2 separate regions of the Homo sapiens genome follow, and region 2 is linked to region 1. A link is a loop called in an ENCODE intact Hi-C map of the cell type or tissue named here. Cell type or tissue: sigmoid colon. All regions are shown on one strand.

What was found. Hi-C counts contacts between places; a loop is a spot of excess contacts. Peaks named below come from ENCODE experiments on the same cell type or tissue, not always from the same donor. Only the 100,000 strongest peaks of a DNase experiment are listed, where the experiment ranks them.
Region 2: a loop joins it to region 1, with 8 times the contacts of the local background. A loop is called at or near these places in 2 of 110 quality-filtered maps.

The regions. Positions count from the first base shown.
Region 1 is chr12:64,176,929-64,184,928 of GRCh38, forward strand. No RefSeq gene overlaps it. Among named protein-coding and RNA genes, the nearest start is that of KICS2, 41 kb to the right of the region's middle. RefSeq lists an enhancer at 4,225-5,424. In sigmoid colon, a CTCF peak has its summit at 4,971 (motif pointing left); a DNase peak (open chromatin) is centred at 4,933; H3K27ac peaks cover 435 bases.
Region 2 is chr12:63,665,244-63,673,243 of GRCh38, forward strand. It overlaps DPY19L2 (dpy-19 like 2), which reads right to left and starts at 3,250. Exons shown (of 22, transcript NM_173812.5): 1 at 2,814-3,250; 2 at 592-616. The coding sequence starts at 3,150. RefSeq lists enhancers at 3,147-3,206, 3,656-4,157, 4,158-4,657. In sigmoid colon, CTCF peaks have their summits at 7,531 (motif pointing right) and 7,730; DNase peaks (open chromatin) are centred at 2,958 and 3,348; H3K4me3 peaks cover 2,200 bases.

The DNA.
Region 1 (8,000 bases):
CACCTGCTAGGTAGCACTCATCTAAATGCTCAAGATACATAGTGACAGACAAGGCCTGCCCTTGTGGAGTTAACGTTCACATTTTACAAGAGAGTGGGAAAATGGCAATAGTTCATATCCAAGAATAGAACTATTTTGTGTGGAATGATAGAAATTATGGGGTACTCCAACCCTGAGCATTCCTTGGCACGGCCACTGGTGTTTGTTATGCCCCAGCCACTGTGCAAAGGCTGGAAATGCAAAGGTCAGCAGAAACGGGCTTAGCCCTTGGCCTCAGGAAGTTTATAGAACAGAAAGGAAGGGAGTTACTCAGAAGTAAATGGTCAACCACTTACAATGGTGATCAGGGCTCCGAAGGAAAGGAACCGAAGAGCCCTTCGCTAAAGGAGACTGAGCAGGGCTGGGCAGAAACAGGGCTAGGGTGCCCGAGGAAGTGATGACTGAGATGAGGCCTGAGGGATGCAGGGATAAAGGGTGACATAAGATAGAGGGTGAAGAAAAGCATGCAAGACACAGGGAACAGCATGGGCTGCTCCTGGGACCCAAACAGAGCCAGGGAAGAACGCATGCGAGGAGCCTGGGGAAGGAGCCGGGCTCCACATGCAAGCAGCGGTATTTATTAAAAATAAATCCTTAGATCTCGAAGCCATGTACTAAGTCAAAATGTGCTCCCTAATCAATTTAATATGATTTTAGTTTGAATCTATACATGGAAAACAATGTTTTTGTTTGTGGTTGAAGATGATAATAAAGGGGATATGGTTTGGTTTGAGATTAGAATAAAGAGGATTTCAGCGCAACAATTTTTGAGCACCACTTACATACCAACACTAAGTGTAAAAAGACAAAAGACCCAGTACCTGTTCCTTACAGCTTACTCATACACACAGAACTATATGCAAATCCATCTAGAAAACCCAGAAAGTGACAAGGGAGAGAGAGGTATGTGCATGGGACAACCTTCACCTGAACGTTTGCATCTAGACTAGCCCAGGAGAAACGGTAGCTACCATTGTTAGCCCACCGCCTTAGGGAAAAAGGCATTCAACGTATCAGCTGAATTACCCCATAGGGTACCACTGTGAAGATCAGAGTTTTATTTGAAGATCTACTCTGAACCTCCAGAGAAAATTCCATTTCTCCCTCCTAGGAAAGAATTCAGTAACAGTAGTTTCTTATCTAGCCACAGTACCAGGATAAATTCACTTTAAATGCATGTATGAGAATAGAAACATGCACAGCTAGCACCAAGAGAACATATGTAACCCATGAGAAATGACTAAAAGTTTAGAATATGCCTCATAGGGGGAAAAATTCAATAGCTACCAAAATGAGTCTTTCTACACAGCTAGAACAGAGTCCAAGCAAAACCCTCTGACCCAAGATAAGGAATCCCACAGGCAGAATGACTAATACTAACAGATGTATTTGGTCTCTTCAAAGCCATTTAGAAATGAAAAGCACTACATCCAAATGTTTATCATCACTGTTAATAATTGCTATTTTTGCCTCTATATTCACGATCTAAACTTGACAGAGTAACTCAGATCACACAATTCATACAAGTACAGCAAGATAGAGACAGAAGACCTGAATGGAAATCTCAGAGCATGCTTCCACTTCACAAAGGCATAGTCTCTGTCAGATAAACAAGATTTAAAGTATGGGAAGCAACAATACCACAGATAAAATTGCTACCTGGCAAGGGAGAACACCTTACTGTGGATCTGTTTGTAGAGTCTCAGAATTTTCTATCTGGAAGGAAACCTACAGGCCCCTATAGACCAACCTTCAGCATAATTGCTAACCTAGTCATTGGATTAAAAAAAGGAAAGGAGGGGAAAAGGGACAGAAAGGGGAAGAAAGGGAGAGACGAAGAGAAGAAAAAAAAAGGGAAGGGGGAGAAGGAAGAAAAAAATCAAGTGAATGAAACAGTACAGGGATGAAATCATAATCCTGCAGCTCAACGCTTACTTAGTTCTCTGTCTCCTCCCAGGTTGACTCCAAACGATTGATATTCACTAGTTAGGAGGTCTGATCAGGTATAGATAAGCTGTGCCATACAAAGGCCCCAGTGGGCTTATCCTGTCTTTAAAAATAACTCCAAAGTACTGCATCAAAGCCTTTGCAGAAAATCCATATGCACTCCCAGGGCTCTGACCCATAAAACATTCTTACCAGGGACCTGGATGAGGCCATATACTGTGCGATGACCATGGGCCAATGGAAATCTTTTGAAAACTTGCTGGAAGGTCCACTGTGTAACCTACTTTGTTGTTTTTTAATCTGGATAAAGGACATTTCAGCCCGTAGCACCCAGGAAGGGTATTATGTGAATAAATGAGGTGTTCTCTTTCATGACTAATTTCTGTGCTTCTAGATAAATTTCCCTAATGAGGAGTTCTCTATTGAAATTTTCCTTCTTCCCTTCCTTAGTCCCTCTTCTCTCCCACAAATTGTAAGACATGTTTCATACCCTAGAAAAGCTCACAGTCTAATGAGTGAGAGAAGACATTTATTCCTTCATGGAGGTCTGAAATATCATAGCATTTCCAGTAGTACAAATAGTTTAGAAGGCTCAAGTCCAAGTCGAGAATAGACACATCTTACTCCAGCGAACAAGGCAGAAAGTTAAATGCCATGAGAGTGGGATGAACAATTGGGACAGGGTCCTTGAAGGAGAAGAAATTACTTCCAATAGGGGATATAGGGGAAAACTTAATACAAAAGGTGGCCTTTCCCTGGGTCTTTTAGGAGGCATAGGGTTTTGGCAGGTAAAGATGGCAAGAGGTGATGATCTATCCTAGATCAGAGGTTTTCTTTCTCTTTTTTTTTTTTTTTTTTTTTTTTTTTGAGATGGAGTCTTGCTCTTGTCACCCAGGCTGGAGTGCAGTGGTGTGATCTCGGCTCTGCAACCTCTGCCTCCTGGGTTCAAATGATTCTCCTGCTTCAGCCTCCCGAGTAGCTGGGATTACAGGCACCTGCCACCACACCCGGCTAATTTTTTGTATTTTTAGTAGTTGCATTTTAGTGGTTTCACCATGTTGGGCAGGCTGGTCTCGAACTCCTGACCTCAGGAGTTCTGCCCACCTCAGCCTCCCAAAGTGCTGGGATTACAGGTGTGTGCCACTGCGCCTGGCAGATTGGAGGTTTTCAAACTGCAATCCCTGGTCCTGCAGCATCAGCAACACTTAGAAATACAAAAGCCAGGGTCTTACCCTTGACCTGCTGAATCAGAAATGAGGCTTAGCATGCTTTGTTTAGCATCCCAGTGATTCTGATTCATACTTTATTGGAGAATCAATAATCTAGATTTAAGATCCTTAGCCTGGGGTCTGTGAATGTGGATAGGAAAAAAATACATCTTTATTTTCCCTAATGTCTAACTGAAATTTAGCATTTCCTTCCATTACAGATGTAGGCCATAAATTGCCACGATAATTATTAGGACCAATGCCATATCATGTTATTAAATGTATTAATAAAGAAGAATGCATACAACATAGCAGATTTTTAAAGATTTTTATAACTGTATTTCAATATAATTGGTTTCTTTGTAATTTCGTGTATCATTTTATACATTAAAAACATTGTGAGAAAGTGTATGCTTTGCAGGCTGCCAATGAAATCTCATCTTTTATCATACCAAAAATGTGAAGAACCCCTAGTCTAGAAGGATTCCAGACAAAGAAAACTCGGAGCAAAGGCAAGAAAATACATGGCCAGCCAAGTATTCCATTTTGCGTAAAACTGAGGTAAAGCAAGGAAATGCCGGAAGAGAAAAAAGAAAAGGCTGAACCTGATTGTCAGAACTGGACTTCTTCCAGCAGACTCTGGGGAGCTACTTAATCAGGACTTTTTAAAAAGAGGGAGCAAGAGGCAGAGCCAACGAGACACAACCAGCTCAGGGTTTTCAAAGAATTCCCTAGCAAAGGTAAGAAGGAAGGCCTGGAATAGAAAGAAACAGAAGGTGAGAGACCAAGCAGGAGATGAGATTTCTAATCCAGGCTTATCTAATAGCCCAAAGTGAAGAAAGAACTGACTATGAAAATGGGACGAATATGAGAGTGCTGTGAAAATTCAGCAGTGACTAAAACAGAAGAATCAAACATGACTCCAAAGTCTGAAGAGAAGGCGACTGGGACAAGAGTCATACTAAGAAAGAATTAAGGATGCCAAGTGGAGCAAGTCTGGCAAAGGAAAGTGCTGAGTTGCCTACAGGATATCCGGGTGAAAACATCCAGCAGTTATTTATCCGCCTGGGACAGTACTGACCTTTAAGACTTACTGTATCTCCTGAATAGCCTATTTGGACTTCATCAAGAGCTTTTCCCAAACAGGGATTTTTATCTTGCGGGCCCATGGACTCATGGGGAGTCCCATGAACCTCCCAAATTATTAAAGAAAATTTTATTTGTGTTCATGGACATTTGGGGAGAGGTATGTACTTTCATTACAAACTCAAGGAGCACGAAACTCCCTTTTCCCTCACAAAAATGTTAATACTCTCCATTCATCCTTCTAAACACTCCAAGCAAGGTAAGCCCTCTTGTCTGAAAATTTGGGGAGGGAGCATGAGTCTCAGAACAAACAGAAAATGCCTCAGGAACAAAGCAGCAGCAGCAGTTACAGTCATGCGTGGATGGTTCTGAGTCAGGAGAAGCTCACTGCACAGTCACCAGATGAGGAAGGCATTTGGAATGTCTTGGTTAAAACTCACTGGAAATGACAGAAGAGTTTCTGACTCATTTCTTGAACCAATTCTTGCCTGAATACCTGTCTCTACAAGAGCAGTCATTAATGCCCCAACCTTAAACAGTAAAAATTGTCATTTTTATAAACATCATACTGCTCAACTTCCCACTGTCCAAAGAAGCTGAGCTGCACGGGTTGTCCCAGGATGGAAAAGAAGCCACAGCCAAGAAGCTGTGTCTTGCTTTAGTGTTGCCATCTACTGGCTGGTGCTCACTGACTCTCATTCCCAATCTTTTCACTGCCAAAGGAAAGATTTTGCAATTAGGCTGCTTTTTTTATCCAGAGCCTCTCTAGACAGTTCAGTCCCCAAGAGGTCAAAAAAAAAAAGTTTTTTTTAACAGAAACCTACCAGCTCCAAAAAAAAAGTAAGGCAAGACCAAATGTCAACAATGTTACTAGGAAGCTTCAGCACTGACTAACAGAGTTTATGGTGAATGCTCCCTAAATGTTAGCCCCACATAATTAAGACAAAAGATGCTTTTAATGTGTTGTATATGAAGTGATTATGAATAAGCAGAGGTTTGTGCCCACAGAATGGAATAGGGATATAACAGCATTGAAAATTGTTATTGTTGTTGTTGTTTCGTTAAAAGTAATTCTCTTTGCTAGGCTGTGTGTAGAAAGTGGTTATCCTGGTAAGCTTAATAAACATAGTGCCGGGGATTCTGGCTGAATAGCTGAGAGTTAGAATTGAATGGGTTCTCACATACCCCATGGAGGCAGGAAGCAAGGACCAGGTTCCCCAAGTGAGGACTTTGTTGCTCTTATTGAACTACAATGAAAGGGTCTTGTACACTTACTTCATAAGCCCATGGCACTGACCAGAACAGCAAAGATTCTTTATTTCCGAATGCCATAGTAACTCTTTTCACTATTCTTTCGTGTGTGTGTGACAGTACTCACTCTGTCACTCAGGCTGGAGTGGCATGATCTTGGCTCATAGCAGCCTCCATCTACCAGGCTTAGGTGATCCTCCCACCTCAGCCTCCTGACTAGCTGGAACTTACAGGCACATGCCACCACACCCAGCAAAATTTTTTTTCTTGTATTTTTTGTAGAGATGGGGTCTCACCGTGTTGTCCAGACTGGTCTCAAACTCCTGGGCTGAAGTGATCTGCCACCCTCAGCCTTCCAAAGTGCTGGGATTACAGGCATGAGCCATGCCTGGCCTCTCTTCACTCTTCTTGTGTTCACTTCCTCCTTCCCTGGTTTTTTGTTTTTATTACTTTTCTTCCTTTCCTCTTTATGAACTGTCTAACCCCACATCTACCTTCCACCTCATCATACTGGCACAAACTAAGAGCTAAAAGGAAAAGAGAGTTGCACTTAATTCTCCTCATTCATATGCTTTTCCCTTCTTTTCCTTTTTGCTTTTTAATCCAGCAAAGCACCTTATCTTTCACTCACGTTCACATTAAAATTTAGAAGACTGATCATGTTTGGCCTTTCCGTCCAATATCACCTTCCTATAAAATCAATACATATGGGTGATAAACGTAAGTCACAACCACCATCTTATGCATCAGCAAGCCCGCAGCACGTAATACAATTAAAGACTTTTTTGTTGATTAATGAAAGGAGAGGTTGCTAATCCTTTCCTCCTATAACTTAAGGAACAGAAGGAGGAAGAAAGAATATAGTGCCCTTAGATGTCAATTGTCCCTCCTCCCTCCTTTGCGGTCAGGACCCCTCAAAAAAAAAAAATTCGCTCAAGGAGTTATTGAAGGTTTCAAAGAGGAGAGAGGAGAGGTTTACATTGTAACCTCACAACTGACACCCTGAGAGACCTCCCCCTATGCATTCTCCACCTGCTTTGCTGTAGTGCATCTAAGGGTCTATTTAATTCTACTAGGCTGAGTTGAGCCTCTTGGCTCCTCTCTCTATCACACCCAGCCATCTCTTCCCCCTGAACCATATTCTTTCTCCAGGGAAGGAAAAATGAAAGCCTTGCAGGTAATAAGGCCAATCCTACTCCAAGTATCTCCTCAAAGTATTTTCTCTAAACATTTAATACTTTCCCTAAGAATTTTCTTACCAGCTGTTAAGTAGTTGACATTTTTTCAATATTGTTACAATTCCCACCTGTAAAGTTTGATAAATCTATACGATTTTTTTTTAAAGCTAGATATCTCTTCAGGTGCTGGTGGTCCCCCTTCCTTGGAAGTTAATTCCCTGAGGACAGAGACAAAAAACTTATCTTCCTCTCCTCAATGTCATTCATCCATCCTTTTAAAATCAAGCAAGACTATAGGGGCTCAACTTTAATAACATAAAACATTATTGCTCCTGGAGATCTGTGTTGGTTTTCAAACTAAAAATGACATTTAATAAATACTATAAGAAGCACTTTCTCAAGCTTTCCAAGGACAACTATACTTGCTAGACTAGATAGTTACATTCACAAAAACTGGCCTTGTTATTAAAAAACATAGTAGGAAAAAATATGCAAATAAGTCACTTTGTCTGTATAAATGGTTTACTGTGGAACTGAATGATTCCACATCAACTTAGCCGTATATAATTTGGTCAAAAACTTTAACTGGAATGTCCAGGCCTTGGCCAATGGGAGCTTAAAATGAGGTCACATTTATTTGCTAATATCCATTAGGAAAATGTCAACTCCCCATTCTGCTTAATTACAGGAATTCCAGGCTCTTGACAAATTCCTCTGCTTACTATTTCTGGAAATCAGGACTCCAATCCAGTTGTCTGCTGCCTCCGCCACTCATCTGCCTCCTGACCACATTCCCTGTACACAGGCTGACAGGGGCTCTGTGGCATACCACCTTTGGCAATTCCTGGACTCAACCTTCCTCCTGCTACTGCTGCCCTCCCCTAAAAGAAGGCAGAAAACCCTCTTTTAATTCTTTGATCACATTGCTCAGCCCATCCACAACTTTTAGCAAAAACTTCTTGGAAAGTTCAGGAAAATAGAAGGGGGCATTATGGCATCAATATCTCAAAGCTGTACTGTATGTGGTGATTCCCAGAGAACAGCAGTTCAGATGTACCTCATGTCCCTTCAAGCTGGGATTCTACTGAGATATGGAAATATTATTCAAAAGATATGAGAATAGAGATCATTTTAAGAAAATCAATTTTTAGGAAATCAATTTCAGATTCCTCAACTTCCATATGAACTCTCTCCTAAGAACCTGTGAAAGTGCTTTTAGTAAACTAAGCTTTTTCTACCTTCTCCTTTAATAACTGCCTTTCTCTTACCAAAAAATAAACTTACCTCTCAC
Region 2 (8,000 bases), 510 kb before region 1:
GGTGGATCATTTGAGGCCAGGAGCTTGACACCAGTCTGGCCAACATGGTGAAACCTCGTCTCCACCAAAAATACAACAAATTGGCTGGGTGTGATGGTGCACACCTGTAATCCCAGCTACTTGGAAGGCTGAGGCATGAGGATCACTGGTGCCTGGGAGGCAGAGGTTGCAGTGAGTCAAGATCACGCCACTGCACTCTAGCCTGGGAGACAGAGCAAGACTCTGTCTCAAAAAAAAAAAAAAAGTTATTTCACTAGCAACATATAATTACCATAAAATAAAGGAAGGTTTTAAATGAACTACACATACAAAATACACTAGAAAAGCTAGATATTTAAAGAAACGTGTGGTGAATTATTTGGTAAAGCAAAAATATTTTAATTCATAAGTGACTATTCCCCTAATGCATCTATTTTGTAAATGCTGTTTCACATATGAGGTTTGTAAAAAAGCAAAATACATGTATAAATTGGTGCACATAAAGATGTTCTACAAATATAGCCAGAAGTTATTGTTTTACTGTATGCAAAGAGTGATGGCAATTTTTAATTCAAATGTTTTTAAATATTTCAAACTGAAACTAAATCTTACCAATGTAAAATTGCCACAAAGACAGCTGGAATAAAGAAAAAAAGGAAAGTCATTAATAGCTGCTTTATTATAAAATACCATTAAAACAAGTATTTCAAATGTATTATTTTACATGTCTAGAAAGATAGCACACAAAGCAAGACGGCCAGCTAATCCTGTCTCTAAGAGCATAGGAAAAAATCCAGGACACAAAGCAAATTCTGAACAGAGCTTACCTCTCTGCAGCAGGGCTTGACAAGCAAAGGGAGAAACTTGAGAGGGTTTTTTTACTTCAGGTAATTGGTAAGAGTGATGGAATTATGGATGATTGTGACCTTTTTTGATTTTTTTCAGTATTATTTTCTATTCCTTTATATGAAATTTTTAAAAGAAGTAAGTATATACAGTATGCTTCAGGTAGTTCTAACCAAGACGAACCACTCTAGATCAGTTTCTCTAGCATTCATCAGAAGATGATTAAATGCAGGCAATCACTTCCTCAGCAGCACATCTAAAAGCCCCAATGTGCAGCTCAACCCTTGATGAATTGCAAGCTCTTTCCAAGAGCCCAGACCTAGGAGCTACTAGATGGCCTAGGAGACTAGTCTGGAGTCACCTGTGCCAACGCCCCATGTATACATAAGACTTCACCTGGGAGCTAGGAGACACTGCTCTGGGTATGGAGCTTTTACAGGAGCTGCAAACGCAGCCTGTGCCCGTTTGGTTGGGGAACTGCTTGTTTTCAATTCCTCTGGAGAGAGAAGAGTGGGTAATAGAACAAGTTAAAACACCACAAACTTTGCTTTTCTTATAGAGGTTCAGCATCTTTTCTTGAATTAATGTCCTTTAGATTGTTGTAAACCTTTGGTTAATTTCCAAAGTTTTGAAGAAAATGATTTTGATAATTTTCCAAGTATTTTCATTGTCGTCATGGAGGAGTGCATTTCCTTGGCTATTCCAGAAGTCCCACCTCCCTTCTGAGATTTTATAATGGTATTTCTTATGGTTATCCTAAATATACTTGGCAAGTCATCTTATAAACCACCAATAATAGCCTCTTAAAAACTCAAAAATTACTTCACTTGGCTAACAACATAAATGCAAATTAATTCAATAATTATTGAAGAAATTAAATTTTTAAAAATTAAAAAATTGCAGTGTTGAAATTCTCAACCATGCTTATCCAGATCTTTTCCTATATTACTAACTGTCCTGGGCTTATCTTAAATACTTCTCGGAAGATTTACTTGTTTTATACCAGGATAGGCAAAGTATGGCCCATGGTGCATTTTTGGACTGTATGCAAGCACGGTTGCTATAATTTTTAAAAGGTTGAAAACTTTAAATGGTTGTAAAGATGCTCATTAACTGTTTATTAGGCTTCATTAATTTTAAAATATACAGAGACTATCCTGTTCAACTATATTTGTATCCTATTTCTAATTCTCCCAACAATTATATACACTGGCAAAAACTCTTCAGATGATATATAAGGAAAAGGTCAAATATACTACCAAATTCATCCAGCTTTCCAAAGATGCTCAAAATCTTTCTGTGTCTCTCACTCCCTCCCTTAACCCACATACCACATCTGAAAAAAAATGATATGGTGTAACGATGCCAGTATTCTAAATGCTTGAAGGGCTTATCACATGCCCTTTCCAAGCTGTGACAGAAGAATGTCCCCTGGACCACGGCATCCTATCAATCTCACCTCTGAAGGTGACCCAGCCTCATACTTCACTGAAACAAAGACCATTAGACACCAACACTCCCAACTTCTTTTATTTCCACTTTAACATTTCTCCATATAGTAATCCTCACTTTTCTACTCCCTGCCATCTCAGAAAAGGAATTCTCTCTCCTCTTTTCCACAGTTAGCTTCTCAAATTTGTACCTTTAATTCTACCCCTCCCAAATATTGCAAGACTTGCTCCACTAATTATTTCCTCTCTTGGAATCTTAATCTCATCATCTTCTCTTGATCCTTCCCCTCAGCCTTTAAAACTCCTAGACCTTAAAACACTCTCTGCGATCTGACAGCCCTTCAAACCAATATACTCCCTATCTCTCTCTCTCCCCTGGTTCAATGACAAGATCTTTGGCCAACTTCTTTCTACTCGGACCTTGCTATTATTTCCTACTAGGCACCCACAAACCCTTGCTTGTTAAACTGATCTCCTTCAAGACTCAAGAAAAGCGCCATGCGGCTCCCTCCTAGGGCTCTCCTGCCCTCTCCTCACCGATGCCGAGAGTGGTTCTGCTGGAGAACCGCCGCGCCTGCAGTTCCTGCACCTTTTCCCGGAGCTGCGCCAGGGAATTACGGACGAACTGGAAGGGGCCGAGAAGAAAGGTCTTGGCCACCACCTCTAGCTCCAAGCCTTTTCGCTCTTTCAGACTTTGGATCCTCCCCGGGGAGGACCTCCAGGAGCCCCTTGGCAGTTTCCCGCCGCCTAGGGCCGACTTTTCCATCTCCTCCTCTACCTCCGGCTCCCGGGCGAGGGAGGCCCCGCGCCGCCCCTTAGACTGGCTGCGGCCGGAAGATTGCAGCCGCTTTGAGCTTACTCCTTGTTTTCTCATAATCAAGGAGTATGGTGGAGCTGGGTCAATTTCAGGCACAGCCCAGCCGAGTCAGGCGAGGTCCAGAGAGACCTGACTCGCCTGGCAGCCTCAACGGACTTGTCCCCGCAGCCGTTGCGGACCTCCCGGTCGTCATGGCGACTGTGAAATGTGGGGTGGGGCGCATGCGTTGGAAGCCATTCGCGCGGGCAGTCCCTGAGTGTCCCCTCACGTGCTCCCCAGCGCGAGCAGCACCCCCGCCTCTGCGCTTCCCAGAGCGTGCAGCTTCCGGTGAGGGCAGCCCCACGCACAGCCCCCCACACCCTCCCCAGCGCCTGCAGCCTCCGGTGCGCGCAGGCCCCAAGCCCACATGCGCAGTCCTCACCTTGCGCGCAGCCCCATGTACAGCCCCGGACGGGCTCCCAGCCCCACTGGCGCAGAACCCATCACCGCTTGCCCTTCACGCGCTTCATTGGGAGTGCAGCCCCCACCCCGAGCGCGCAGCTCCACGCAGCCTCTCCACACTCTCCCCAGCGCCTGCAGCACCCCCAGTGCGCACAGCTCTGCCAGTCGCTTCCCCGGGCGCCGCCCCTGCACCACTTCGGCCCATAACCTTGCGGCGACTGTCTGAAGAACTTCCCGTGGTTTCATTCTTTTCTTCGGGTTTAGTCTTAGCTGTGACATTTTAACCAAAAGATTACACGTTAATTAACGAGGTATTAAAGGGAAAGATCTCAGCTGAAAGAAATGACTGTAGGAAGTGTGTCAGGGAAGCCAACGGAACCGCCGGCCCGCCGGCGGTGCGCCCGGCATTAGGAACGTCTCTACTCCCCTACGATCGCTGAGGTATCGGACAGTCAGTGCCCGTTGCCAACGCAGAGGGAACGGGCCGAGACTGCGGGCAACAAGTGGCAGAGCCGGCGTGAGTCCGGTGGGTCTGATCCCAGAGCCTCAGGTTGACGCCACTTCCTTGGCACGGGACAGCGTTTACTGAATCTTAGAGCAAAATGCTTTTCCAATAAGGTTCCTCAGAAGTCATCAGCCCTAGGAGCGGTGTGCTCAAGCGCTTTCAGCACCAGCCAGGACCAACTAAGAGGGGAGCGCTTAGCTCCCAGTCACCGCACAGCCCTACAAGAGGCCAAAGCGGCTGGCACAGATGCACTGGGGCCACTGACATTTTCCATGTCCTCTGTCACGGGCCACATGCTGGAGCCCACACCGCTTCACTTCCCATCTGTTTGATGATGGATCACATTGAACTCCCATACCCTAACTGACCAATCTAAAGCCTGGCTCATTGTGGCCAGGTTAATTTTTCCTGATGCAACACAGCACAAAAATGTTCGTGGCCCACAAATCAAGTCCTAGGCTTGCTCACCAATGCCTTCAATATTTGCCCAATATACCTTTTCAACTTTAATTTCCCACTTCCTCGGGCACAAAATCTTCCATCTCAGTCATTTCAGGTAAAGTCCACAACCTGAGACATCATAACTGCTGAATTCCTTTATTCATGTGGAAAAGCCATCCCTTGGCTTTTGCATCCTTTTCTCCCTGCCCATCTGAATGCTGTCACCTTCCAAGCCCCAGCCCATTTCTCCAGCCCATATTAATTATGCTTTTTCTGAAGGTCTAGAGCACTTAACTGACAGTACTATTTATCTTCTCACTCAGTTAAATTCAGTAAGTGCTACTACTGCTCATTTTTTGTTTTGGGAGATTTTTTTCAAGCAGCATTTCTGCATTCCTGGCATTGTGTTTGGTGCTCAAAATGTTTTCTCACTTAATCATGCAATGACTGTATGCAAATTTTAAAATCAAGCATCAGGATGTAGTTATTTGCCCAAGTTTTAACAGCTAATAAATTCTATCTATCCAATACTGCATTTAAAATACAAAGTATTTACGGTGGTTAAGAAGAATATATTCTTGAATGGCTAGGCAAACTCAAAGCACCTTATTTTAAAATATGACTGTTTTAATGTGTTTTGGAACAATAAGTGAAGTGGAGTGATTGTTTTTCTTTTTGGTCAGTTTGGTTTTTCTGGAGTTTCCAATTGCCTTTTGCATCACTTGGTGTCCTGATGGGATACAAAATGCTCTTACCCATGGTCTAGCCCTTGAAAGTACAAATCTGGTCATTTTTATCATTTAAAAAATTAATCTTTTTATAAGAATGTTCATTGTGCTATTATTTATATCGTTAAAAAATAGAAGTGGCCTCAGTATCAAACACTAAGTTATGAAACATTCATATAGTGAAGCATTACAGCCACTAAAGTCATTTTGCATGGATATTTAATGATATAGGAAAATAGTCATGATATAATGTTAAAGGAAAAAAGAAGCAGGATATATTTTATGATTCATATGTTTAGTAAACACATAAAATTAACTGTGTGCCATGTGCTGCTCTAAATCTTTTACACAGGGGACTCATATAGGAAGATTACCAATGTATGACCTTGAGCTAGTAATTTAGCCACTCTAGGATTAATTTCCTCATCTGAAAAATGAAGACAGTTATATTTGTCTTACTGATGGTATGATTGAATGAATTAATGCTTGTAAAGCATCAAAAACACAGCACATGCTTAAACAAATGTTCCTTTATTATGTTCTAGACCGGCCATCCTATAGTGCAGTAGTGAGGATTTTTAGGTTGGTGCAAAAGTTGTTGCTATTTTTGCCAACACTTCCAATTAATATTTTGCTCACTTGGTTTCTTTGTCATCAAGTGATATGTTAGTAATTATTAAACAGTAATACATGTTTTAGGTTCATTAGTTAACTGAGAGATAGTTGCCTAAATCATTATGTATCTACTCCTACTAAGGAGAGGAGTAGATTTGTGTATAAGAGGGAAATCATGACACTTAGTTTTATGTGCAGTTGAATAGAATCATGGATGTTTTCATGTTTTTACAGCTTCTGTAACAGTGGTCACTTATTTTGACCTCATTATTTTGAATGGTTATTTGAGTCACATTTTAGCTGTATACTAACTAATCACTATAATGACTAATAACTTAAAGCAGTTACGTTGATAATTTAATCTATGATTAATTGACAATTAAAATAGCACATTATAATTAGATAAGATGCAATATATTCTTGCATTATCTTATCATCTTTGAAACAGAGATGTCTCATGATTTAGCTTTTTTATATATATGTTTTTATTATACTTTAAGTTCTAGGGTACACGTGCACAACGTGCAGGTTTGTTACATATGTATACATGTGCCATGTTGGTGTGCTGCACCCATTAACTCATCATTTACATTAGGTATATCTCCCAATGCTATCCCTCCCCACTCCCTCCACCCCACGACAGGCCCCAGTGTGTAATGTTCCCCTTCCTGTGTCCAAGTGTTCTCATTGTTCAATTCCCACCTGTGAGTGAGAACATGCGGTGTTTGATTTTTTGTCCTTGCGATAGTTTGCTGAGAATGCTGGTTTCCAGCTTCATCCATGTCCCTACAAAGGACATGAACTCATCATTTTTTATGGCTGCAGAGTATTCCATGGTGGATATGTGCCACATTTTCTTAATCCAGTCTATCATTGTTGGACATTGGGTTGGTTCCAAGTCTTTGCTATCGTGAATAGTGCCGCAATAAACATACGTGTGCATGTGTCTTTACAGCAGCATGATTTATAATCCTTTGGGTATATACCCAGTAATGGGATGGCTGGGTCAAATGGTATTTCTACTTCTAGATCCCTGAGGAATCGCCACACTGTCTTCCACAATGGTTGAACTAGTTTACAGTCCCACCAACAGTGTAAAAGTGTTCCTATTTCTCCACATCCTCTCCAGCACCTTTTGTTCCCTGACTTTTTAATGATTGCCATTCTAACTGGTGTGAGATGGTATCTCATTGTGGTTTTGATTTGCATTTCTCTAATGGCCAGGGATGATGAGCATTTTTTCATGTGTCTGTTGGCTGCATATGATTTAGCTTTTTTTTTTTCCTCAAGATAGGGTCTCACTGTCACACAGGCTAAAGTGTGATGGTGCTCACTGAAACCTTGAACTCCTGGGCTCAAGGGATCCTCCTGCCTCAGCCTCCTGAGTAGCAAGGACTACAGGTGCAGGCCACCACACACAGCTAATTTGTTTATTTCTGTAGAGATGGGGTATCACTATGTTGCCCAGGCTGGTCTAAAACTCCTAGACTCAAGCACTCCTGCCGCCTCTGCCTCCCAAAGTATTGGGATTACAGGTATGAGCCACTGCACCTGGCTGCAAATTATCTGTCTTACATAGAGATCTCTAATCCGGTTATGGATATCTAAAACTTGCCTCAGTTTTTTCCTTTGTCTTTTAGTAAAACAATTGGGAATTTTAAAAAATGCAATTAAACTATGTAACCAGCAGATGGCAATAATGATCTGTAAATCAAAATTTCAAAAGTTACTTATTAAATTCATTCTTTAAAAAAAATCACTGTTCTTATAATAAATCCATTTACTAAATATGAAATGTAGGAAAATTCCAAATGTAACCCCACATAAAAATTACACTGCATATTTCATATGTCAAAATAATTAAGATATTCATCATGGCCAAGATTTAGTTTTCCAAATAATAATGACTTTGTTTTAATTGATTCAAATAATTTATTAGATTTAAAGTTTTAACTTTGCACAAATACATAGATATAATTTAAGTGGATAGTTAAGTTCCATCTCTAGCCTCCAGGCTAGATAAAGGTAGTTTAGCGAAGGCCATTTTGAAAACATTACAAACTTTTCCAGTTATAATTTGGTAATTTAAAATATGAATTTCACTTTAATTGAAACTTTCTGCATAAAAGATTGGTTTTTATTTGTGCTGTCTCATAATTTCTTATGCATTAAGATAC